Linked DNA regions of Mus musculus: regions 1 and 3 are each linked to region 2. The links are chromatin loops, found by intact Hi-C in ENCODE. Cell type or tissue: heart. All regions are shown on one strand.

What was found. A loop is a pair of places that touch in the nucleus more often than their neighbours do. Peaks named below come from ENCODE experiments on the same cell type or tissue, not always from the same donor. Only the 100,000 strongest peaks of a DNase experiment are listed, where the experiment ranks them.
Region 1: it touches region 2 in a loop (3-fold over the local background); 8 of 42 quality-filtered maps call a loop at or near these places.
Region 3: a loop joins it to region 2, with 3.0 times the contacts of the local background. A loop is called at or near these places in 4 of 42 quality-filtered maps.

The regions. Positions count from the first base shown.
Region 1 is chr15:84,626,179-84,634,178 of GRCm38, reverse strand. It overlaps Gm34201 (a long non-coding RNA gene), which reads left to right and starts at 6,740. Exons shown (of 4, transcript XR_384298.2): 1 at 6,740-6,859; 2 at 7,705-7,793. In heart, CTCF peaks have their summits at 2,400 (motif pointing right) and 4,275 (motif pointing right); a DNase peak (open chromatin) is centred at 2,398; H3K27me3 peaks cover 2,596 bases.
Region 2 is chr15:83,853,909-83,861,908 of GRCm38, reverse strand. Mpped1 (metallophosphoesterase domain containing 1) reads right to left here. Exons shown (of 7, transcript NM_172610.3): 6 at 7,384-7,497; 7 at 3,435-5,661. The coding sequence ends at 5,543. It overlaps Gm41370 (a long non-coding RNA gene), which reads left to right and starts at 5,760. Exons shown (of 7, transcript XR_003951468.1): 1 at 5,760-7,103. Gm41372 (a long non-coding RNA gene) reads right to left here and starts at 2,729. Exons shown (of 3, transcript XR_875516.3): 1 at 2,002-2,729. In heart, a CTCF peak has its summit at 4,600 (motif pointing left); a DNase peak (open chromatin) is centred at 4,588; H3K27me3 peaks cover 1,361 bases.
Region 3 is chr15:84,614,013-84,622,012 of GRCm38, reverse strand. It overlaps Gm34201 (a long non-coding RNA gene), which reads left to right. Exons shown (of 4, transcript XR_384298.2): 3 at 3,668-3,820; 4 at 4,544-4,591. Among named protein-coding and RNA genes, the nearest start is that of Gm34201, 9.4 kb to the left of the region's middle. In heart, a CTCF peak has its summit at 4,916 (motif pointing right); DNase peaks (open chromatin) are centred at 4,883 and 7,602; H3K27me3 peaks cover 4,254 bases.

The DNA.
Region 1 (8,000 bases), 770 kb before region 2:
TCTATACTGTCCCCATTACTTGTCTGATGGCTGATTCATGAGGCCACTATTTTGTGGTGAACACAAGGGTCGCCGATATGGTCACTGACTTTGTGAGCATTCATGGTGGAATAGGAGAGGCAGTCAGACAGAGACCAACCATCCTAATATCAGATAATGCATGCAGAAATGGGTATGACTGGCCTCTCTGACTTTCCATGGCAGCTGTGTGTGTGTGTATGTATATATATATATATATGTGTATATATATATATATATATACATATACATATATATATATATATATATATATATATATATATATATAGTGTGTGTGTGTGTGTGTGTGTATGTGTGTGTTGTTGTTTAATATTGTCAACCTGACTGGATCTAGAACCACCCCAGAGACAATCTTCTGATAGTGTTTGTGAGAGGGATTTTCTTTCTTTCTTTCTTTCTTTCTTTCTTTCTTTCTTTCTTTCTTTCTAAGGATTTATTTATTTATTATATGTAAGTACACTGTACTGTACTTACATATAATACATGGAATTACATATAATAAATAAATGTACTTACATATAATAAATATAAACAGCTACACTGTAGCTGTCTCAGACATCCCAGAAGAGGGCATCAGATCTCATTACAAGTGGTTGTGAGCCACCATGTGGTTGCTGGGATTTGAACTCAGGACCTTTGGAAGAGCACTCAGTGCTCTTAACCTCTGAGCCATCTCTCCAGCCCCCGTGAGAGGGATTTTCTAAGTTGTGTTAATTGAAGAGAGATGAGCCTAACTATGGGTGGCATATATAAAGGAGAGAGCAAGCCGAACACCAGCATTTGTCTCTCCCTGCTTCCTGTCTTGAGCTGCCTCAAGCTCCTGCCACCATGTCTTCCACACCACAATCAACTGTGCCCTCAAACTGTGGCCCAGATAACCCATCCCTTCCTTTAGTTGGCTCTGTCGAGATGTTTTTAAAACAGCGGTGAGAAAATTTACTGATGCGGCATCTGAGTAAGAATGAAGTAGGAGAGGCTCCGTGGCCTGCTGGGGAGGTGGGTGTCAGTCAGCTGAGGGCCTTTGAAAACCTGAACTGAAATCACACACCACAAAAAGCCATTCTTTTGGGGGTGGGGGGCTCAGTATGGGTTTTTAGTACATTTATACTAACTGTAGAACTTTTTTTTTTTTTTTTGGAGTTTTTGAGACAGGGCTTCATGTAGCCCAGGCTATCCTTGAACTCACTGTGTAGCCAAGGATGACCTTGAACCGCTAAGACGACAGACGTATGCCACACTCATCTTAGATGCTACTAGGGATGGATAGGGATGGACCCCAGAACTTCATGCATGCATGCATGCTAAGAGAGTGCTTTACCAACTTAGCCACATACATCTTTTCATGTCTCTAGATATCAGAGGTGAAGAGTAACCTCCTTACCCCACCCTAACCTGGCTATCACTAACATGAGTTTTGCTTCTATGGAGTTGCTCACTCTGGACATGTCTGCTCTCTGGGGTCTGCTCCACTTGCATCCTTCCCTACCCGGGTCCTACTCTCTCTCTCCAGGATTCCTTGATCTCTATTGATTCCCTACTATGGGGGGGGCATAACTTGGTGCCTCTGGGTCTCCCGTAGGCTGCCGTGCTCTTGGGTTGTGCTCTGCAGGATCTGCACGCTTGCTTTTGACACTGAGCCTCAGGCTTGAGCTCTGCAAATAGCTCGTGATTGATGATCAAGCCACCTTGTGCAAAAACACCAACAGCCCATCTCGCCAGGGAGGTCATGAAGACCCAGGGAGGGGAATGGAGGTGAGTTAGAGTGGGAAGGTGTTGGGGCTGGGATTTGAACCGGTGTCTGACTGTGTCGCTTGTGTTTGAGCTGTCCTCTTCCAGCCCTCTTCTCCTAACTGTCGGCAGGTTGGAGAGGTGGCCAGAGGTCCATTTCCAAAAGTCAGTGTGGAGCATTGCCGAGAGCAGAGTGTGGGCTCTGCCACCATGTCTCCTGTCTATCTGTGTCGGAGACGGGTATGCATAATGGAACTAGTAGCCATGTTTGTGAATTCTGACTGGAGATCAGGATTGAGATGAGCCAGCCTCCAGACTCCCATAAGCCATCTTCGCTTCAGTTCTCACCCGTAGATGACCGGGCTGGAGCTGATCAGGGTGTGGAAGGCTCTCAGGAGTCCTGGCTTTAGATCCCTTGCCCCCTCAAGAGCTCATTTCACTTCCTCTAAGTCTCCTCAGTCACAGAATGACTGACAATAACTAATTAGAGAACAGCATGGGGGCGGGGAGGATGGCTCAGTGGTGGGAAACTCCTGAGGACTTTAACCCTGCCTGATACCTGCCCCTTCCTACCTAGAGAGCCCTATCACAGCACTGTTCTCGGTTTAGGTGTGCGTTGCCTTCCTTCGATCCGCCACTAGAGGGCACCAGTGCCCTGCAGATGCAGGTTTTGACACATGGCCTGTCGATCCAGTTCTCCAACCTCACTGCTTGGCCCAGCACTTTCCAAGACTTCAGCACAGAAAGGGTGCTTGCTCCGAGGCAAAGTTGGGGCACCATACTCTTGACCACACTCTGTATGGTCACCATTTGGGAAACTTCCTGCTGGGCCTGGTCTAGGGTTAGGCTGGGATGAGGTTTGCTTAGGGCCAGCCACCCAGGCTGTGGAAGCAGATAGGGAAGCTATGGATAAAGAATAAATGTTGTATATAGACTGGGGGATTTTTTTTCCCAGCCGCAAAGCAGAACAGAGTTAGGCTGCTAGCAAGAAAACACACACAACTGGAGATGATTGTGCCAAACACAAGTCCACTTCAGAAAGAAAGGTTGTGTGTTTTCTCCCGTTCATGGATCCAGGATTTTATTATGTAGATGTATAAGTACATAGGTATGGACGATGAGAGATAGCTGGGGGCAAACAGGACCAGTGGGCAGGGCGAGAAGCAGCTCTTTAGCGGGGTATGGCAGGATAAATTGTACTGAGTATATTACATACTGAAGTGAAAACCTGTTTACGGATCCCAGTGTAATGAAAGGAAAAAACGAGACAAAAAAATCAAAACACCCCCAGACCTGCAGACACCTTGATTTGTGTTTCTCGTCCCCAGCGCTGGCTGTGAGGAAATTCATTTCTGCTTAAGAAAATAAATAAATCGGGCGTGGTGGTGCATGCCTTTAATCCCAGCACTCGGGAGGCAGAGGCAGGTGGATTTCTGAGTTTGAGGCCAGCTTGATCTACAAAGTGAGTTCCAGGACAGCCAGGGCTATATAGAGAAACCCTGTCTCGAGAAACCAAAACCAAAAACAACAACAGCCGGGCGTGGTGCCGCACGCCTTTGATCCCAGCACTCGGGAGGCAGAGACAGGGGGATTTCTGAGTTCGAGGCCATCCTGGTCTACAAAGTGAGTTCCAGGACAGCCAGGGCTACACAGAGAAACCCTGCCTCGAAAAAACCAAACCAAACCAAACCAAACCAAAACAAAACAAAAACAAAAAACAAACAACAACAACAACAACAACAAAATCCAACAACAACAACAAAAAAAAAAGAAAATAAATAAAACAACCAACCTGGGGCTGGAGAGATGGCTCAGCGGCTCAGTTCCCAGCACCCACGTAGTGGCTCACACCTATCTGTAACTCTAGTTCCAAGGGATATGATGCCCTCTTCTGAACTTCATGGGCACCAGGCACATCCGTGGTGCACAGACATTCATGGGGGCAAAACACTCGTACACATAAAATAAGAATAAACAAGTCTTTAAAACTGAGCATAATACAAAACTTAGTATGCTAGGCTCATGAACGTAGAGAGTGTCAGGTGACGTGCTTCTGAGTGCTGTGCTTGGGGACTGACTGAGTCTCCTCCCTACCCACAGGGCGTGTGCCCACCACTCTCCAATCCCTCCCAGATGGGGGACAGGTCTGCTCAGAGCAGATGAATAAACTGAAGCTCAGGCAGGGACGAGAACTCCCCAGGGAGCCTCCTGTCTTCACCTGGAATCTTCTGTCCTGATGGTTCATTTCTCTCTTGCTCCACGGAGCCTGGGTTGTGATCTCTGTTCTCAGGTCTCAGGCCCCTCATCCAGGCCCCAATCTAGCCCATTCAGTGTAGGGGAGACTCCGTGGGTGTCTACAGAGCTCCCGACACTGAGCATCCACAGATAATGGTTGAGAGCAACATTGTGACTGTGGAAGCACAGGCCTTTTCCATTTTGGGGGATCTGGTTCTAGCAGACCTCTTGCAGCTGCCTCCTATGCCTTGGGCTGGAAAAGGCTCTGGAGCTGGGCCAGCAGAGGTCGCCATCACCCTGCTTGAGAGTGCAAGCCTTGGACCAGACTTCAAGTTGCAGGCATTTCAAATCAGCACTGTGTTAGTATGGTTCCAATGGATTGGACCAAAGTGACTGTTTTGTCCCTGACCAAGATGTGTCCTCCAAACCTGTGTCCTGCTAGGACCTGTCCCTTCTTGAGGCCTCTGTTTCCCACAAACTCTACTGGAAATGGGTCTGGAGACTAGGGTACCAGCCCATTAGACTGAACCCTAGCTTGGAGAGAGATAGGAATATTGTCAGTCCAGGAGATGGTGTTCAAAGGATCAGGTAGCGAGACATTGTCCCTACCGCACCCTGAAGTGATCTCTGCTGCACCTCCTTGCCCTCCATCACCTGTTCTGTGCCCTGGGGGAATGTCAAAGCCTAGGTAAGTGTTAGGTCACCTGAGTTCTGCACAGAGGAATTCCAGGGGGGAGGGGAGAAGGATGCCATTAGAGCCTTAGGCTACCTTAGCAGATGACCACAAGCTAAAGGCTTTAACTACATGGACTTATTTATCCACTGAGTTGTGAAGGCCAGAAGTCTAGTCAAGATCCAAAGGCTCTGCCAGCTCCTGTAGGCTGGGGCATCCCTTGGCTTATGGGTACATGGCTCTGTATCTGCTCCCACTTTCCTGGGTCCATCTGATGTCTTCTCCTCTGCTTCATTTAAAAAAAAAAACACTATGTAGTGTATGTGTGTGGGTCTGTGTTTCTCTGTGTGTGTCTGTGTATGTGTGCATATTTATGTATGTTTGTCTGTCTCTCTGACTCTCTGTCTCTCTGTTTCTCTCTGTCTCTGTGCCTCTTTCTCTGTTTCTCTCTGTCTCTGTCTCTCCCTGTCCCTCTGTCACTCTGTTTCTCTGTCTCTCTGTGTGTGTGTCTGTGTATGCATCTGTCTCTCTGTATCTGTCTGTCTGTCTCTCTATTTCTCTCTCTGTGAATGCATGTGTGTGTCTGTCTCTCTGTCTCTGTCTCTCTGTCTTTGTGTGTCTCAATTTCTCTGTCTCTCTGTCTCTGTTTGTCTCTGCCTTTCTGTCTGTTTCTTTCCCTCTCTGTGAGTGTGTGTGTGTGTGTGTGTGTGTGTGTAGGTCAGAGAACAACTCTCAGAAGGGAATCCTTTCTTTCCACCAAGTGTGTCACGGGGATCAAAGTTGAGCCATTCGCCATGGCTGTGTTCACCTTTACCCGCTGAGCCATCTCCCTGGCCCCCTCTGTCTTTTTCAAAGACACGGACCCCAAGATCAAGGGCCCACTTCACAGTGCAGGATGCTGAGACCAGGTCTTCAAGTTAAGGCCACATCTATCAGAGTTAAGAGTTGAATATTCAGCCCACCATGTTCCCAGGCCAGTCAGAGCAGAGCTGGCTGGAATCCAGGAACTGTCTCCCAGGGCCCATCCCTGCTTGCCGCAGGACCCTGTGTAGCATGAGGTGTGGCTCTTGCTCCACAGTGTCTATGTCTTCCATTTGTATCTATCACCCTGGCAGCAGTTACAGGTGTCTGTGTGTACGTTGGTCAGTCCTTCAGAGCCCCCTGCCCCTCGGAGCCTACCCAGGGGTCTCTATACCCTTTGAAACTCAGCTCTGGCTTAGAGCTGCATAGAAGGCTATTCAGGGACCCCTCCCAAATTTGGGAGCTACACCCTAGTTGCCCCCAAGACTCTGCTCACATAATATCTCCTTCTGGAGACCACCAGCATCCCTCGGGTGGCTCATTCTGCTGTGTGTTAGACTGGTTGTCCCTTGGCGGGGGTCTGATTCCTGGGCCCAACATGGCCCAGCAGTGGGTAGAGCCTGTGCCATATGAGTAGGGCAGGTGATGTGGAGGTTTGAAGGCTATGCCTACTGGGCAGTCTTCTTACTTTGAAGACTTTGAACTTGGGTTCTGAGTCTGGTGTCTGCCCTCTATGTGTACTTAAAACCCTATCCTGGGGTAGTCCCTTCAGTGCTCAGTACAATGGAGGCTCTTTACTGCTGATCTGGGTGGTATGGAACTTTATTCAAACTATCCCCTCCTTTGTATAACGAGTCACGGTGGCCAGGGGGATGCCGCCAAGTTGAGATGTCACTGAGTCCTAATTCCATCTGTATGGTACTATTTGAAGATTGTTTTAGGTGGGGAGGGGTTGGCATAATTTTGATATCCCATTTACTAATACAGTCATTCTCATCCTTGAAAATGAAAGCACGTTCCATTTCTGGTTGCCAAAGACCCAGAGTGTCTGTGTATGTATGTCTTCATGTGCTCGGGATTATCTGGTTTGTCCCCCAAGGTGAGTTTTCTGAGTTAAGCGGGTTGTTGGATACAGGTCCATCCCTAGAGCCAGCAATTAGCACTAGAGGAGAGACAGCAGGTGCCCAGGATGATGTAACTCAGTTGCCAGGTAACAAGGGTCACCATAGCAACGGCTGTCTCCTTGGAGTAGTAAAAGCCTTGTTGCCCCACCATCCCCATCTTGAAGACTGGAATGAGGAGTTGACTGACCACTCGGCTGTCTGTCTTCTTGGATTTTTCACCACCTTTTGCCTACTTTGAGCCTGGGGTGGCTGCCTTGGGGTGAGAGGTCCCTGGGACAGAGCTAGAACCCTGGGTCTGCTCCTGGCTTTTCTACAGATTCTCTTGTGTTTCAGCCTTGTTGTGCCTCAGTTTCCTCAAATGCAGATGCTAGTCTCTGCCTCAGTTCCCCCATTTACAATGTAGCAGACCCCTGGGGTGTTGCAGAGACAGAGGTGGGGTGGTAGACTCATCTCTCTTTGCCCATCTCATCTCTACCTCATCTCCTGGTCCTCGTGCTTGCCTTTCTTGTAACAGCAATTCTGCTGCAGACATCTAATTACGCGATTTTCTGCCATCCCTATTGATGTCAGTGTGTATCTAGACTCTCTCTCTCTCTCTCTGGACCAGGTGCTTAGCTTGTTTCTGTCACCCTCCCCATCTTAGCTAGAGTTCCTATTGCTGAGATAAATACCACAACCAAAAGTAGCTCAGGGAGGAAACGGTTCATTTCCGCTTACAGCTCGCACTCCATCATCCAGGGAAGTCAGGGCAGGAACTCAGGGCAGGAACCTAGAGACAGGAGCTGACGGAGAGGCCATGGAGGATGGCTTGCTCAGTCTGTTTTTTGTTTTTTTTTTTCCATAGCACTGTAGGATCACCTGCCCTGGGGTAGCACTGCCCACAGTGAGCCAGGACCTCTCATGTCAATCAAGAAAATGTTTTACAGGCTTGCCCAGAGGCCAGTCTGGTGGGGGCATTTTTCTCGATTGAGGTTCCCTCTTCCAAAATGACTCTAGCTTGTGTCAAGTTGATGCAAAACTGGTCAGCACAGCGTCCATCCCTGGCTAGCTACCTCTCTTATGTTGCAAGCCCCTTCTCTGTGCCTGTGTTTCCCGGTGTTGCAGCTGAAGGCCAGTGCACCTGTCTGCTGAATAATTGCTCAGGATAAGGAGACACCAACCTACCTCAGCCCAGCACAGCACGGCAATGACAAGTGAGTGAACATTACTTGAGGACAGGCCGCTCACTTCCTATAGCTTCAGGTTGCTTAGTTGTCCCTGGATATGGGGCTATTGGAAGAACCAACAATCACGAGTCTCCACCCAAGACTGGCCAGAGCCCATGCTCGGCTGCAGAGAGAGTACTGACTTGCAGCTATCTCTGTCCCAGATCCTGGCCCCCATATCCTTCCTGCTGTCCC
Region 2 (8,000 bases):
CCAGGCTACACAGAAAAACACTATCTTGAATAACAAACAAACAAAAAAAAAAGAGATTGATATTATTGTATGTGTGAGTATGTGTCTGTGTTGCCATGTGTGTGTGCGCACTGGCAAAGACCAGAAGAGGAAGGCACTGGATCCTCTGGAGCCTGAGTTGCAGGTGGTTGTGAACCACCCAGTGTAGGTCTGGGAATTGAACTCTGTTCTCCTGCAAGAGAAGCAAGTGTCCCTAGCCACTCAGCCATTGCCAGGCCTGCACAGTCTCCACGGTTCCAGCCAGGATCTCAGTGTTTTTGGTAGACAAGAACCAGCTAACCCAGCCGGGCTTGGTGGCGCACACCTTTAATCCCAGCACTCGGGAGGCAGAGGCAGGCAGATTTCAGAGTTTGAGGACAGCCTGGTCTACAAAGTGAGTTCCAGGACAGCCAGGGCTATACAGAGAAACCCTGTCTTGAAAAACAAAACAAAAAACAAAACAAAACAAAACAAAACAAAACAACCAGCTAACCCAGAAATGTATTGTAGAAAAGAAGTTACCCTCCTTCAAAAGTTTAAAAACAAAACAAGATAGGATGGAGGGCTCGCATTGGCTCCTCTGAAGGTACATTTGGAAGCGCAGTCGTTAGGAATATGGTGTCAGCAAGAGAGTGATGGAACAAAATGGGGAACCAAGAAATGTACCACATAGATGCAGCCAGCTGATTTCCAATGTGGACAAAGACAGTGGGTATCTTAAGCTTTCTAGTGCTGGGATGAAACACCTTGACCAAAAAGCAAGTTGGGGAGGAAAGGGTTTATTCAACTTACACTTCCACATTGCTGTTCATCACCAAAGGAAGTCAGGAATGGAACTCACACAGGGCAGGATCCTGGAGGCAGGAGCTGATGCAGAGGGTGCTGCTTACTGGCTTGTTCAGCCTGCTTGCTTATAGAACCCAGGAGAAGGATGGCCCTATCCACCATGGGCTGGGCCCTCCCCCATTGATCCCTAGTTGAGAAAATGCCTTACAGCTGGATCTCATAGAGGCATTTCCTCAACGGAGGCTCATCCCTCCTTGATGACTCTTGTCTCAAATTGACACATAAAACCAGTCAGTACAGTGGGTTAGAGGAACAGTATCTGTGTGTAAAATGTGAACCTTAGCACACCTCACACCAAAGGATGAGGCCGGGACTGCACAGGGGTGTGAAGCAGAACTAATAAGTGAGAGACAATCCACTCAACCTCAAGTTTGAAAGCATCACCCGCAGAGTCAGCATTTCTTCAACAGGGCAAAATACCCAAGAAGGAGCCCTTCTAAGAAAGCAAGGTTGATTTTGGCTCACTCGCTCAGAGAGGGTCCATTGGCCTGGTTGCTTTGGGCATGTGGCATGGCCGAGGGAGGTTACTTACCTGTGGCAGCCAGGAAGGAGGACCGTAGCTGGGTTCCCAAGACCGGCTTCAACTATATATCTACAGTGAGCTAACTTCCTCCTCCTAGACCCTGCCTCCCAGTCCAGCCAATGGCTGATGACCACCTGTCAATACGTGAGGCTCTGGGAAACACCTGCCTCAAATGATAACCATATCCAAAGAACAAGAAAAGAAAGGAAGGAAGGAAGGAAGGGAGGGAGGGAGGGAGGGAGGGAGAGAGAGGGGGGGGAGGGAGAGGGAGGGAGAGAGAAAAGAAGAGGAAGAAGAAGAAGGAGAGAGAGAGAGAGAGAGAGAGAGAGAGAGAGAGAGAGAGAGGAAGGAAGGAAGGAAGGAAGGAAGGAAGGAAGGAAGGAAGGAAGGAAGGAAGGAAATCAAGCTTCATCAAAAATTTCAACATTTGCTCTGAGGATGGGACTAAAAAGACCAACCCAGAGACAGGAAAAAGAGACTTGTTTCTAGAATATTTAGAGATTTTTAAATAGGATCAGCAAGAGGCCAGAGAGATGGCTTGGTGGTTAAAGCACATGGTACAAGCAAGAGGAGCAGGGTTCTGACCCCCACGGCTCCCTGCACCTGGTAGTCACCTGTGATTCCAGCCCTTAGGAGGCGGGGAAAGGAGGCCCAAGACAGCCACGTGCTCTGGTGAGTCCCCAGAGACTGGTTCCCTGCCACTGTCTCAGCAGGGCTGCAGAGGGGTACACCTCAGTAGTAGAGTGCCTTCCTTCTCCATGTGTGAAGTGAGAAGGAAGGAAGAGGGGGAAGGAAGGAGGGCCCCAGAGACTGTGTACTGAAGCAGCTCTGGCAGTGTGGTGACATTGTGAGGTGACAGCTTCAGAGGGCCACGCCCTGTGCAGGAACCCTACTGTGGTTCCAGTGGTTATGGTAGAAGTTGGTGGGGTTCCTCAGACAGACCAGGATTCAGAAGTTAAGGTCCCAGGACAGGATGCTGCAGGCCTATGAGTCCCTGGGCAGGGGACTTGTCTGAGGTCATGGGGACATTGTTATTGCACACCTGCCCCAGGCCACTCCTCAGGCCTTTTCTGCCCCAGGTCCGTGGCTTTATGATGTCAGTCATATCCCTTTTTCTTGACACCTGTTCTATGTCCACAACTCCTTCCAGTGACCAGCAGCCACATCTACTGCTGTCCTGGACTCTCTGGAGCCTTTATCCTCACATCTACCTTTATCAGTCTTCCCTCCTAAATCTGTTACAGCCACCACCAGCCTTTCCATCATCCAAGCCAGCCAGACTCTTTGGGAAGTGTTAATGGCTGTGGAGGGGTCCATACAGAGCTGGATGGGGGGTTATGTAAGACAGATGGAAGGACAGAAGGATGGGTGACTTGATGGGTGGGTGGGTGGGTAGATGGATACATAGAGTGATATCCTGAGGGGGCTGGGTAAATTAATGGTTTCATCAATAGTGTATGGTCAGATGAGTGTATATATGGACAGCTTTGTTGGTGCACAGATAGATGGATAGTCCTGTGGACGAATAGATGGCTAGCTGTCTGGCTTTATAGCTTGATGGGTGGATGGATGGGTGGGCAGATGGATGGGTGCTTGTTTTCTGACTGAGTAGATGGATGGACATATGAAAGTATGAATCATCAGGTAAGTGTTTGACTGTGGAAAGATGAATAGTTGGATGGACAGCTAGCAATAAATGGTAGAAGTTTTGTAGCTGGGAGCGACTTTGAGACCAGGATGCTGCTCTTAGGCAACCCATGAACCTTTTGCCTTCCTATGGCTGGGTTGGCCATGTCATATTCAGGAAAACCCAGCACTTCGGCCACACCACAATGCTTTGTTTAGAAGCTCAGACATCCAGTCCTGCCCATGATGTCTGTAGTCCCTGTGCCCATGAGGGGTGGGATGGGGTGAGACAAGCAGAGAGTAGTCACATGGGGGGGGTCTTTAGCCACTAGGTCTTGGAGTTCTTCCTCCCTCTGCCCCCTCATAACTCAGGGACACACCCACAGGACGAGCAGCCAGATGGACTTAGCCTTTTCTTTTTACAAAGACTTTATTGTCTGACATGCTTGACAAAAAAAATTACAGCCACAATCAAGTTATGCCAAAATGATTGAGGAGCAGGCCGCCATCTTTCAAATCTTGAGGACTTCCAATGAATTTTCTCTTCAAGACAGCTGCCTCCACAGCTTTTCTTCTCCACATAAAAATATGCCGCATTCTGAAGATGCCCTAGGAAAATTTTTTTAAGTTTATAGTTCTTGGTCCATATAGAAACTGTGGAGCTGAGAAAGCACATGGGAGATGTATTTTTCTCTGCCCCAAACACGCCATGCATCTGAGGCACCGAAGAGAGACCTTGTAAAATGTCCCACACACCAGGACCACTTGGCCCAAGCAAGATTCCTGCAGCCCTGTGTCCTGTGGGGCACAGTTGCCCCTGGCCAACGTAGGGCACCAAAGGTGGCCTGGGAATGCATCCCAGAGCCCAGCTCACTCACCCGCAGAGAAAGAATTGGGAGTGGGCCTCACAGGATGCTGGGATGCTGAGCCAAAAGCTCAGGATTCCTGATGGTCTGAGGGACTCGAGGTTGAGAATGAACAAGAGCCAGTTTTGAAAAGGACCCTTCCAAATGAAGCGAGACTCTCCACCCAGGCCCTGCTTTGCAGGGAGAGAACTCCAGTGGTGATGGGAAGGGTGTGAGGCCAGAGATGGAGGCCCAAATCCCACTGCTGCCCCCTTTGTGCTGTGCATCCTCAGGCAAGTGACCTCTCCTCTCAGTGGACTCATCTCTGTAACAGGGCAAGAGTACCTACCTTGCAGGAATGTCTGTAGATAAAACAAAATTATACCGAGTAAAGGTACCAGGATATCTGGTCCCCAAGGCTGGAACCAGGCCAAGCAAGTGAGGCCCTCGTGTCTGATGCATGACATAAAGGGTGTAAAACATCAAGAGTCGGGACAAATAATACTATTTTAGTGACATGTTACTAAGAATCGGAATGAGTGCAAAAAAGAGTCCACAAAGAACAAATATGGGCATTTTAAATAGACAGTGATGGACTCTGCCTCCCCCTGACTCAGGGCCCGCTGGCTCTGTCCTCTGCAGATGGGTTCACCCAGGCCTAGCTCAAGAAAGGCTGCAGCCAGAGGTGGAGCTGCCATCAGCACCCGGGGTGGCTCTGTAACTGCGCCACCTCCCGGTTACTGGTGGTACTGACAAGCTTCCTGGAACCCTCGGAAGGAAAAATCAATCACATGGAGGATGGAGCTCGTTGTAGATGCTAACAACCTGGTTAGGTTTGGAGAAGCACACACATGCCACAGACATGGGGCATGTACATGACCAGGCATAGGTCTCAGCCCACAGAATCCCCTGGCCATCGTGATCTACAAAGTAGTGTGGTCCCAGATGATCTAAGATGGCCTCACTGTGATGAGTAACCAGCAGGTTCTGGCCACCCAGAAGAACAAAGCTCCCCTCCCCAAATCCAGGTTCTGAGCCAGAAGCTGGAGACACTCAGCCATTGTCCACATTGGCAGCAGGGTCCTGAGGAAGGAATGGGGGACTAAGCCAAGCCATCTGCTCTAGGCCTGGCCGGGGGCTGTCGGAATTCCTGAGATGTCCCTGAACATTCCCAAGACCCATGCACGTAAGGAACAAGTCTATCTCCTTTCCTCCAGCCAGAGAAGAGCTGCCCGAGCCTAGGCCATACACTTCCGCAACCTTGGGGCTCACAAGCCACACACTTGGGTAGCTAGACATCTTGTATAAAACTTCCCAAATTCCATCCGAGAGCAGCGGCTTCTCAAAGCCGGAGGGTGTCTTTCGAACCGAGCTTCTGTCATTTCCCAAGTGAGACAGGGCTGTGAGTGTGTTAGGCTCTAGAAAAAAGGGGCAGATGCACACACAGAACACAGAGATGAGCCTGGTGGCCCTGATGGGACTGTTCAAGGTCCCAGCAGCAGGCGGCAGAAAGCTGACAAAGGCGATTTCTTTTATCCCAAGGATTCTACTCGTTGCTGGCTGGTCCCGAGGCCAAATGGACTGTCCAGGCTGTTCTGCATGGGAGGAAGTGGGTTAGGGGATCCAGGCTCTTGGCCAGACATACAGAGCTGACATGGGTAGGCAGAACTGGAGTGGGTAGCAGTCAGGAGTTCCGGGGTGTGGGCAGGTCGATGACTATGGGGGGATTCACAGGCTGATAGTTCACAGTGCACACCGACGCGTTCACATAGGTGGTGGTCCCGTCTGCCATGACGCCATACCCTGGAAAGTAAGCACGCACCTGTCAGACCATTATCTGGAGCTTTCTGGTGAGTGGCTGTGGCAGCTACAGGTGTTCTGCTATAGCGGGTGGGACATGTCTGGGGCAAGCTACAACAGTTCTCATTCTTGGGTCTTTTTATCTGTCAAGTGGAAGCGATAATAGGTCCTTCTGAGCCTGCCAGGTGGACCAAGTAAGTTCAACGCCCAAATGCAGTGCTTAAGCCAGTGCACATCACAGGAAAAGCACATAGCAAGTCAGTCATCACTATCCTCACATCGTCTTCCTCAGCAGGTGTCATCAGCATGGTCTCTATGGCCACTGTCAGCAGAGTAGATGTGACTAGGTATAGGCACCTGGTTTCCACAGTCCCCAGTATCACCATCTCATCAGATATGATCAGGTGTGTTCGTGTGCTATGTCCACGAACTGCACTGATGTCATCATGACATCTTCATCCCCATCATGATGACATCATCATCCCCATGCCTAGCAGCAGCACTATGCCCTGAACTACATCACTACCATCCTTGTTGCTATCCCCAGCACTGCCATCATCACCATGACATCATCGCTGCCATCATGGTAACATCATCATCGCTATCTACAGTATCACCACCGTCAACACTACCACTACCTCTTCATGACCACTGTTGTCAACACCATCATTATCATCTCTCCATCAACACTAGTCATCACCATCCTTGTGACAATCACCACACTACCATCACCATCACCAAGACCCTCTTCCTTACAAGTGTTTCCCTGCCATGACATCACTACCATACCCACTATCTTCTGAGTGTCACTACCACCACCATCTTTGTCACCACTATCATTACCACTGTGATCCTCCTCCTCATTATCATCTCTGTTCTCCTCACAATCACCATGGTGACCACTGTCACATTTCTGTCTTTTATTACATGCCCTCTCCACCAACTCTGCTTGCTGAAGTCCCTTCTTCTGGCTCACACCAGAAGGGACGCTCTCCCTTTCTTCTCTGGAGTACCATTTTGCCGATACAAATATGCATGGTGGTGTTTGGGTCACTGGCAACCTTTCATAGGTTGTCCCTGAAGGCCCATAAGAGAGCCCAGGAAGACAACCAGCATTGTAAACTCACTGTTCCTGAGCTTCCCCGGGAGCTCCAGTGCTCTGCCTTTGATGGCTGCCTGCTGCCCAGCCATCTGAGACCATGTCCAGAGACAAACGTGCTCTACTCTCCTGACACCCAAGAACAGCGCTCAGAGGTGCTCAAGAAATGGCCAGGGTTTATTTACTTCCAAGTTATAAAACTCTTAGATGAACTAGATGAACGCAGCGTGGAGTCCCAGGTACCATGGTCCAACCCCACAGACAGGGTGAGCAGACCAGTAAACAGCAAGGGTTTGCATCAGATGTTGAACCTGGGCTCCAGGAAGAACACTTGAGGACTAAGAAGGTAAGCTGATGAGCAGGGATGGGCTGGGGGTGGGGGCAGTGTGAGCAGCCAGGACTGTGAGCCACCTGTCCATGGTGCGGACATCCCCACCACTTCAGTGAGTACACCTGCTAGCCAGCAGCATTGAGGTGCTAACCACAGCAGCAATGCCTGTGAAGTAGGCTATGCATGGGCCACAGAGCTGGGCTGTTTCTTGCAGAAGTCAGAGAGGGAGCTAGTGAGCAGGATTTGGTAGAGGCATCCCATGTGAGATTCCCTGCCCTCCTGCCCACCTACTCACCTTCATGGATGTGGCCAAAGACGTGCAGCCGTGGCTGGACCCGCCTCTGGACTGTGTTGAGCAGCTCCACACAGCCCACACGCTGCATCTTCTTGGGGACCCAGTCTAGAAAGCCTGTGTGGGGAGACAAGGCGTTGAGGGGGTCAGCGGGAATCTTGCACCTCAGGCATCGATTAGCGCAGACTTGGGTGGGACCTGAAGTCATGCCCCAGTCCCAGCATAGATCCTCTCTCCCGGTACAGCAAGTTCCAGAACTATGCCTCAGAGAAAAGCCTGTCACAACGCAGCTCCTGGAGGCACAATCTCTCTTCCTTGGCAGGGCTAAGAGACTCTTTTACAAGAGCCCACGGGAGGCCAGGCACCTGGGTCCAAGTGCATAGAACCACTACAGATCTGAGCCTGCAGCTGCTGCAGGGGCTGTTTGGAGCTACCCAATTGTAGAAGGGCAAACTGAGTCCATGGTATCCCAGTGGCTGGAAGCAAAATGGAGCCTCCATAGCCTCCGAGGGAGAATTTCCCATTCAGAAACTTTCTCTACAAAACCCACGGAAGCTGTGGTCTAGCTCTGTTGTTGCCTATCTGGCATGAAGCTCTGGGGCACTGTATATGTGTTAGGG
Region 3 (8,000 bases), 760 kb before region 2:
TAGCTGGAGATGAGGTACAAACATACAAAGGTCAGGGCACCTGCATCGGTGACTCACAGGCACAGTGACAACGGTGGTGGTTCAGAGCTGTAAAAGGAAGCTGGGCTGACCTGCACCTGAGGAAGAACGTGCCAGTCTCAGGGTGGAGTCACCAGAACACCGGCTACGCTTCAGCTGCAGGTTCCCCTGTCCTTTGTGAAATTATGGCGCACACCTGTAATCCGAGTATTTAGGATTGAGCAAGGAGGACCAAGAGATCAGGGCCGTTCTCAACTGCATAGCTGGCCCACGTGAGGCCAACTCAGAAATCAGCTGGGTAGATGGATCCTTGGTTAGTGCTTACTATTCGACTGTGAGGACCTGAGCTCCGATTTCACAGCACCTATATATAAAAGCTGTGGGTGGTGGTGGTGGTGGTGGTGGTGGTGGTGGTGGTGGTGGGGTGTGTGTGTGTGTGTGTGTGTGTGTGTGTGTGTGTGTGTGTGTGTGTGAAACAAGCAAGTCTCTGAGCTTGATGCTAAGCACTCCAGCCAAAACAGGGTGCCCCAGGTTCTCTAAGAGGCTCTTCTCTGAAAGCAGACAGGACTCCGTGAACAAGCCTGAGGCTCTGAGGCTCAGAGACAGGACTGTTTCCCTGTCTTGCCCTGGTCCTCTCAGTTGCTAGAGGTTCAGTCTTCGTGATGGTGACTGACTGTGACCCATTCCATCATCCTTGAAGCTCCCCCCTGCCCCCCAGCATCTTCCATCTGAGCTTCTCCTTCTATCTTGCCAGTATAGTCACACTAGTTACCTGTTTGGGCATCCTGCTGGATCCTCCTGCCCTAAAATTATCAGGCCCTCTTCATCATTCTGGCTCAGCTGTGGACCTGGCCCTGATTTCACTACTGCAGGGCAGACTCACTCTCTCCCAGCCAGCCTGTTCAGGTAGGGGCGGAGTCACAGCTGCTGCTGGGCAGGCAGAAGGACTGTGTGTTCCAAACTTGGCTTTCCTAGAATGACCACTTACCTCCTGACCTTCTCAGAGTATCACCCAAGATTAAAATCTATTACGAATGAGGAGCTACAGACCTAAAAGCACTCTGAACATCTCCTGTGTGGCAGGAGGAGGCAGCGGGGAAGAGGAACTGGGTGCTGGGTGAGCTGCTTCCCAGAGACTGCAGAGGCCTGGCTGGCTCGGTGCAGAGGGTGGCAGGCCCCTGTCCTGGTGCCATTGTCCTTTTCATTTAGTTTTATTATTTTAAAAGCCTTTGTCTTGCTGAGGTAGGGTCTCTCTGTGTATCTCTCGCTGGCCTGTAACTTGCTTCGTCATCCAGGCTGGCCTTGAACTCATAACAACCTGTCTTCCTCTGCCTCTCAGTACTGGGATTAAAGTTGCACACCACCATATCCAGCTCGCCACCGGCCTTTTAGAAGACCCAGGTGCTGGCCTGTGCACCAGGAAGCCCTAGTTTTCAATAACATCTGCAGCTTCTTGTCTGCAGACAGATGTCTACAGACAGGCTCTTTGAGTCTGAACTTCTGCTAGCACAATAACCCACAAAGTTTCTAGGTTTCTAGGAGTCAAGATCTCATAAAATAATGAAAAAGGAAGTGCAGGGTCCCATGGGGAGCACCCAGGTAGGGAAGCCAGGCTGGTGTTGACTCAAGCTCCAAGAACCTTCTGGAGGTAGCAGGGCTTGGGGCTGCAGAGGGGAGAGGGTCACCCCTCCTTCTGACATTCCATTTTAATAACATTCCACGTGTTCTAATTAAACCTTCTGTGCTCCCTTTGAAATACTAGCAATTACAAAGATGAATAATTGCATAATAAATATTAATTTGCATCATGGTAATGAGGCCCAGAAGCATCCTGCTGTTAAGTGAGAATTTAGCTCTTTCCCCTCCCGTGGGTGGGGGGTAGGGGAAGAGGTGGGGACGCTCCAGTCCAGGAGGGACTCAGCAGGGATCCAAGCTACCTCTGGGCTGCAGGGATAGGCTGTGCTGGATACTCAGAAGCTAGAATTCCACCTGTCTCCACAGTTCAATACAACGCGAGTGTGCATGGCTGCCTTTCTCTGGGCCTAAATAAACAACTGTGGGCAAGGTGAGCACAGAGGTCCCTGCTGACTCCAGCAGTCTAGGGCATGACTGGAAGTTTCTGAGTTGTGTTAATGAGATGCAGCCCCACCCCCACCCCTATTCAGTCTTGCCAGTTGTCACCAAAATAGCCAGAGATGGAGGGCCATGAAGTTTGCTTTGTCTGAAGGGACTGCTCATGTAAGACTCTGACAAGCCTTAGCTACCTGGGAACCTCGCCCCCCCCCTCCCCCGTGGACCACATGGAGCCGGAGATTGATGCAAAAGCAAGAGGAATTTATTGTTCCAGCACTCCAGTGCACTGGGGCCGTCCCACAGTCCCACATTCAAAGGAGAGGTGATGACCCCGGGCAGCCTGTTCGGCCAGTTTTTATACAGTTTCCAGGGGTGGAATAGAGCAACAGCAACTAGGCACAATATGCCTGGCAGAACAGTATGACTTTTAAACTGATTGGTCCTTAGGGAATGAGGTAGTAAGGGCTTCCCTCATCTGCAGGTGGCTGGTGGTCAGTCCCCACTGTGGTCTTTCTGAGGAATGTGACCAGCCTCTCCCTTCTGGAGAGGAGGGCACCTACAAACTCCATGATCTCTTCACTGAGGACTGTCTTTTTCCTATGAGCTTCTGAAATACTGCCTCAGGGAGCCTAGTGATGGAGGACTGGAGTGTCTTGCTCTCTGAGGAGCCCAGGCCCGCGTTCAGGAGACAGTGGCCATCCACTGGATGCTGACTGGGGAGTGAGCCCTTTGCCTTTGCATATGCCAAGCAGGTGCTCTCCACCAAATCTGCCTTCCAGGCCCCTAGGCCCAAGCCTGGCCTCCCGGGCTGTGCAAACCTATGGACTGAGTACAGATCTGAGAAGGACCCTGGGCACACATCTCTCCTCTGGTGACCCTGTACTTCCATGTTAGAAATGGTGAAACTCTGCCTGCTCCTCTCTGGTCAGACAGTTGTAACTTTAATTTGGCAAAGCTGTGACCCTTGTGCTCAGAGCCTCCCTCTGTGCTGGGCCTATTGGTCAGTTTAGTTTGAAAGGATTCAATCCAGGGTTGGTCCGGCCATTTGTTTTGGAGTCAGAGGTGAGGCTGAGTGTCACAGTGGGAGCCTGTGGTAGAGGAAGAGAGCTACTCACCACATGGATGGCAGAAGCAGAGGGGGGCAGGGGAGAGGGACTGTACTAGACCCCACCTGCTGAAGTTCCCACCATCTCCAGTAGCCACTTAGTCTAGGCACATATCATCGGAGAAGTCCATGGATAAGACCATCATGATACAGTTGCCTCAAAACCCTCTGTTAGAGTTCAAGTCAACACACAGGTTTCCGGGGTGGTTTCTGGATCCAAATCCCAGCGTCCCATGTCTGCTCAGTGGAGTCTCTAGGAATTAAGTCACCTCAAGAGAATGCTTCCAGAGTACACAGCTGCCCCTCGGCCTTTCATCCTTCTAACCTCTTTCTCTCTGGATCCCCTGCTGAGCACACCAGAGCAGTCATATACACGATGCTTTCTACAGACTCTCAGTCTCATCAAAGTTATAAATCCACGTCTGTGGGTTTTCCTGGTATAGAAATGTAAAAATATCCCTTCCCTTCCAGACGGACAGGAGCTATGGCCTTCCACCCTGATCTCCCTGGACTCTGCTTGGTGCAGCTGTGGCTCCCAGGATCCTCTAGGCCTCTTGTTCCCTACTCTACCTCCTTTTAACCTAAGAAATCTCCATCCCCGATGCCTGCCGGTTGCTGAAGCTGGTGAGTCCTGCTGCAGTTGTGGGGCCTGAGGGTAGCTTGGGAGAGGGGGGGGGCTCTACCTGACTAGGGTATAGAATGTGGGGGAGGGGTGTGGGGAGAAGTCCAGCTGGGGAAGTGCCTGCTGTGCAAATGTAAGGGCTTGAGTTGGAACCTCCAGCAGCCATGTTATACCCAGGCTCCTGTATGTAACTCCAGTTTTGGGGCGGGGTCTCTCATGGGTCAGTTCTCCTAAGGGAACTGATGGACTCCTGCCTTTCAAACTCGGGGTGGAGGGTGATTGAGGAAGACACGCGCACTCTCCCTCCACCTCTAGTTTCCATGCGCACACTGCAGGCACGCAGCCTTTTGTGTGCATGTGCCCACACGAATGCATGTGATTAAGGGGTATACATGCCCTTCACACGTAAGCACCCACATTTACCCACAGTACGCGTCCTGGTTGTGAGGCACATACCTGTTGATGTGTTAGAATGGCAGGGTAGCGCCAAAGCAACATGCTAGGCCCAAGCGGTTCCACGTGGAAGAGGTTTTATTGGAAGGGAGAGACAAAGGAGTGGTGGAGAGAGAAGAGGAGGCGAGAAGAGAGGGAAGAGAAAGAAAGAAAGAAAAAGAGAGAGTGAGGAAGGGGCGTTCTCCTTATTTATAAGGAAAATGATGTAACACAAATAAGAGTGGGAGGTAAACCCAGTGAGTGATGGGAATATGGTGCCTGTTGCATCATAGGTTTGAAATGCCCTGATGCCAACACCTGTAATCCTGGCACTTGTGTGGAAGGCAGAGGCAGGAGGATCTTGCGTTCGAGGGCAGCCTGGACTGCATAGTGAGTTCAAAGTCAGCCTGTTTCACCCTGAGGTTCTCATGGGGACCAGGCCATGTGGGTCACAGTGGTTTATGACCACGGGAAAGTGTCAGGAAGCAGGGAAGGGATGGAGGTGGGGGAATCTGCAAATAGCGAGACAGGGAAGAAGTTGCAGAAGTGGGTTCAGGACCTTTGGAAAATTCCACCAGACTCCTCCCCTCCTGGAAGAGAAAGAGCACTTAGGCACCCCTCCCATCTGGAAGGGAGAGGCTATTTACATTCCTCAGACCACAAGGGGGCGCGGTGGGGAACCGACCGTCGGCCACCTGCAGGTCGGGGAGGCCCAGAGCAGGGAGACACAATGTGGACCTACAGACAAGGGAAGTCCTTGCCACCTTATTCCCTAAAGACCAATCAGTTTAAAAGTCACACTGTTCTGCCAATCACATTGTGCCTAATGGCTGCTGCTCTGAAAATTGTATAAAAACTTGCCAAACAGGCTGCGTGGGGTTGTCCTCTCTCTCCTTTGTGTGCAGGGCAACCCCAGCATGCTGGAATAATAAAATTCCTCTTGCTTTTGCAATGATCCCCGGCTCTGAGTTGTTCACTCAAGGGGTCTCAGAGTTAAGGCTCATCAGAGTCTTAGAAAATCAGCAGAGGACAGAATTGCAGAGAATAAGACTGAGAGCAGCAGGGAGCCTCAGAAGGTCCAGAGAAGGGTTAATTTATACAGCAGGGGATTCCTGAAGGTGCCAGGGAAATGGCAGACCAGGCTGGCCATCAAGTGGTGCTTAAGAAGGCCAGGGACATGGGGAGGTGGCTGCAGCTGTCCCCAGCACAGAAGAGCTCCTCTCCTCCAGGGGAACGAAGAGTTTCCTGAACTCAGCCTTAGGGTCCCTGGGGACAGTGGGCTGCTTGGATGCCAGCTGGCATGGTGTAGGTCAGTGGTTCTCACTTCCCAATGCTATGACCCTTTAATACAGTTCCTTGTGTTGTGGTGACCCCCCATCACAAATTGCTACTTCATTAACTGTAATTTTGCCACGGTTATGAATCATAATGCAAACATCTGCTATCCAGGGTATCTAATATGCGGATCTCCAAAGGGGTTGCGATCCACAGGTTGAGAACTGCTGGTTTAGCGGATATATTCCAGGTGCTGAGGTAGGTGAGGGCTCCTTTCACCTCCCAGAGCTTCAATTGTACTGTCTATAAAATGGACCAGTTTCCTCACAGGATCACTGGGAATACCTGCTTTTCTTCTGTCCATCAACTCTCCTGGAGTTAGTCTCAGGGGGCTCCCGTGTACCTAGCTCGAGGGTTTGACCTGAGCCTCCGGGTCTGTCTGTCTGTCTGTTTGCCTATCTGTTTGTGTTCCTGTGCTGTTACAAGCTCTGGGATGGACAGGATACAGTAGGGATAGAGAGCACCTGAACACCCCTGTGCTGGCCAGATCCTCTCCTTCAGCTTCCCTGAGACCTTACTGCGCGGAAGTCCTGCCCCCATTCTAACTTGGCAGGGCCGGAGGGGAAGCTGGTGCAGAAATTCCAATCAAAGGCGAATGTGTCCTGGAGGGGCTCTATGCTCTCCCTGCCCTGCTGGGTCACAGATACTCCAGGTGTGTTTGTGTCTGAGAGATTGCTCCAGGGTTTGAAGCTTCTGATATTTCCAGTGGGATTGCTAGTTTGGCTTGCAGGGGCCTCCTTCCCCGGTTGGTGTCCGCACCGTGGCCCAGAGCTGGGAAAAGAGCTTCAGAGAACTCTGACTTGCTTGCTGTCCAGCTTCTGTAGGGCCTCCCCTGGTGTGGACAATCGCTTCCTCGCTGTCTGCGTTTCAGATGTAGTCTCCTATGATCTCTCCCCTCACAGCCACTGCAGACCGCCGCAGGAGGCAGACCTGTGACACTCATTCTCCAGCTATTCCAGCATGTGCACCTTGGCCCGGCACAGTTTTACCTCTGGCTCTTGACCTCTTCTTCTGATGGCTCGTTGTGAGTGACTGGCCCTCTGAGCCAAGCGACTGTTATCTTGGGGAGTTCTGCTGCAAAAGGCTGATCCCAGAAAGGCTTGCTGACGGTTTGCAGCCACTATGGAGGGGTGGAAAGTTATAAGACCCTCACCTGAGTATCCAGACTATCACCTGCTGTTTGTGACTCTGCCTTAATTGCATGTGACAACAGGGAAGGGCTAGAGGGACCAAGGAAGACTAGGGGAGAGGGCTCCATCTATGCATCTAAGGGAAAGCTGTTGGGTAAGGGCTGTCTAGGTGCTATCTGTTGGGGGTAGCAATGCCCACACCCCTGCATGTAACCCCTCACCTGTGTTGTGTAAGGAAGGCCAACTTATTGGCTCCCCAGAGAGAACCTTGGTGGAATTGCGCCTCAGTTTACCATTGGGGCCTTAGGAGAAGGGGAAGCCATTGCTTATGTCTCTCCCTGGGGAGAAACTTTAATATCATGGCTCCACTCCAGATCTTGCTGATCCCAGCAGGCAGGCAGAGGGCCACTCTGAGGCCTTTACATCTGCTGTGTCTCCCCGAAACTTCTGAGAGTTCACATCATACGTCTCTCCAGGCTGAAGTCAAGGGGAAACTCCCCAGGCACCCCCAGTAGTCCTCCCTTCTTCCCTCTCTCTTTTCTTACCTTCCTCCCATCTTCTGTCCTCCCTTCTCTCCTCCCTTCTCTCCCTCTTTTCCTCACCATGGGGTTCTGTGGGGTGGTGGCAGAAAGACTTCTCTACTCTGGGGGGTTAGCTTTGGCTGTCCTCAAAGTTTTGCCTGCTGATTATGCTGTATTTGTGCTTCTCACTGGCATCTGTGCCTCCCACACACGGGCCAGGCAGGACCTTCAGTGCCAAGACACCAGTGCCTACAGAAGGCACTGGTCCTGAGTGTAGAGATCTACATCTGACTCTGTAGCGCTTCAATCTGCCCTGCAATCTCCAGTCGTACCTGTAGGGGGCAGCCTTGCACCGATGTGGACAGGCCTATGAGGTCCATTTGCCAGGATCTGGTGTAGTTGACAGGTGGGGCAGCTTTGCAAAGCCCTTGCTTGTTCCGTGGTTACTAAAGTCAAGTGCATTGGGCCACAGGGAGCATGGTGCCATCCCAGCTGTCCATTGCTGTCCTGCCCTGCCCTGTTGCCGACTGCTGTGCTGTCTCTACCTGCACGCTTGGAGTCTCTGTGCAGGGACTGGGCTGCTCCTGGACAGCCCATTGGGCCAGAGTGTCACTTGTGGCTGCACCCTGGCTGTGCCTCTCTTCAAGATGTCAGAAGATAGTGAAGAGGCTGCTTCTGAGGGTTGGAGATGTTTACCACTAAACGCGGAGCTCCTGTCACCATGGCAACATCCCAATCTCCTCAGATCCCCACATCTGCCCAGC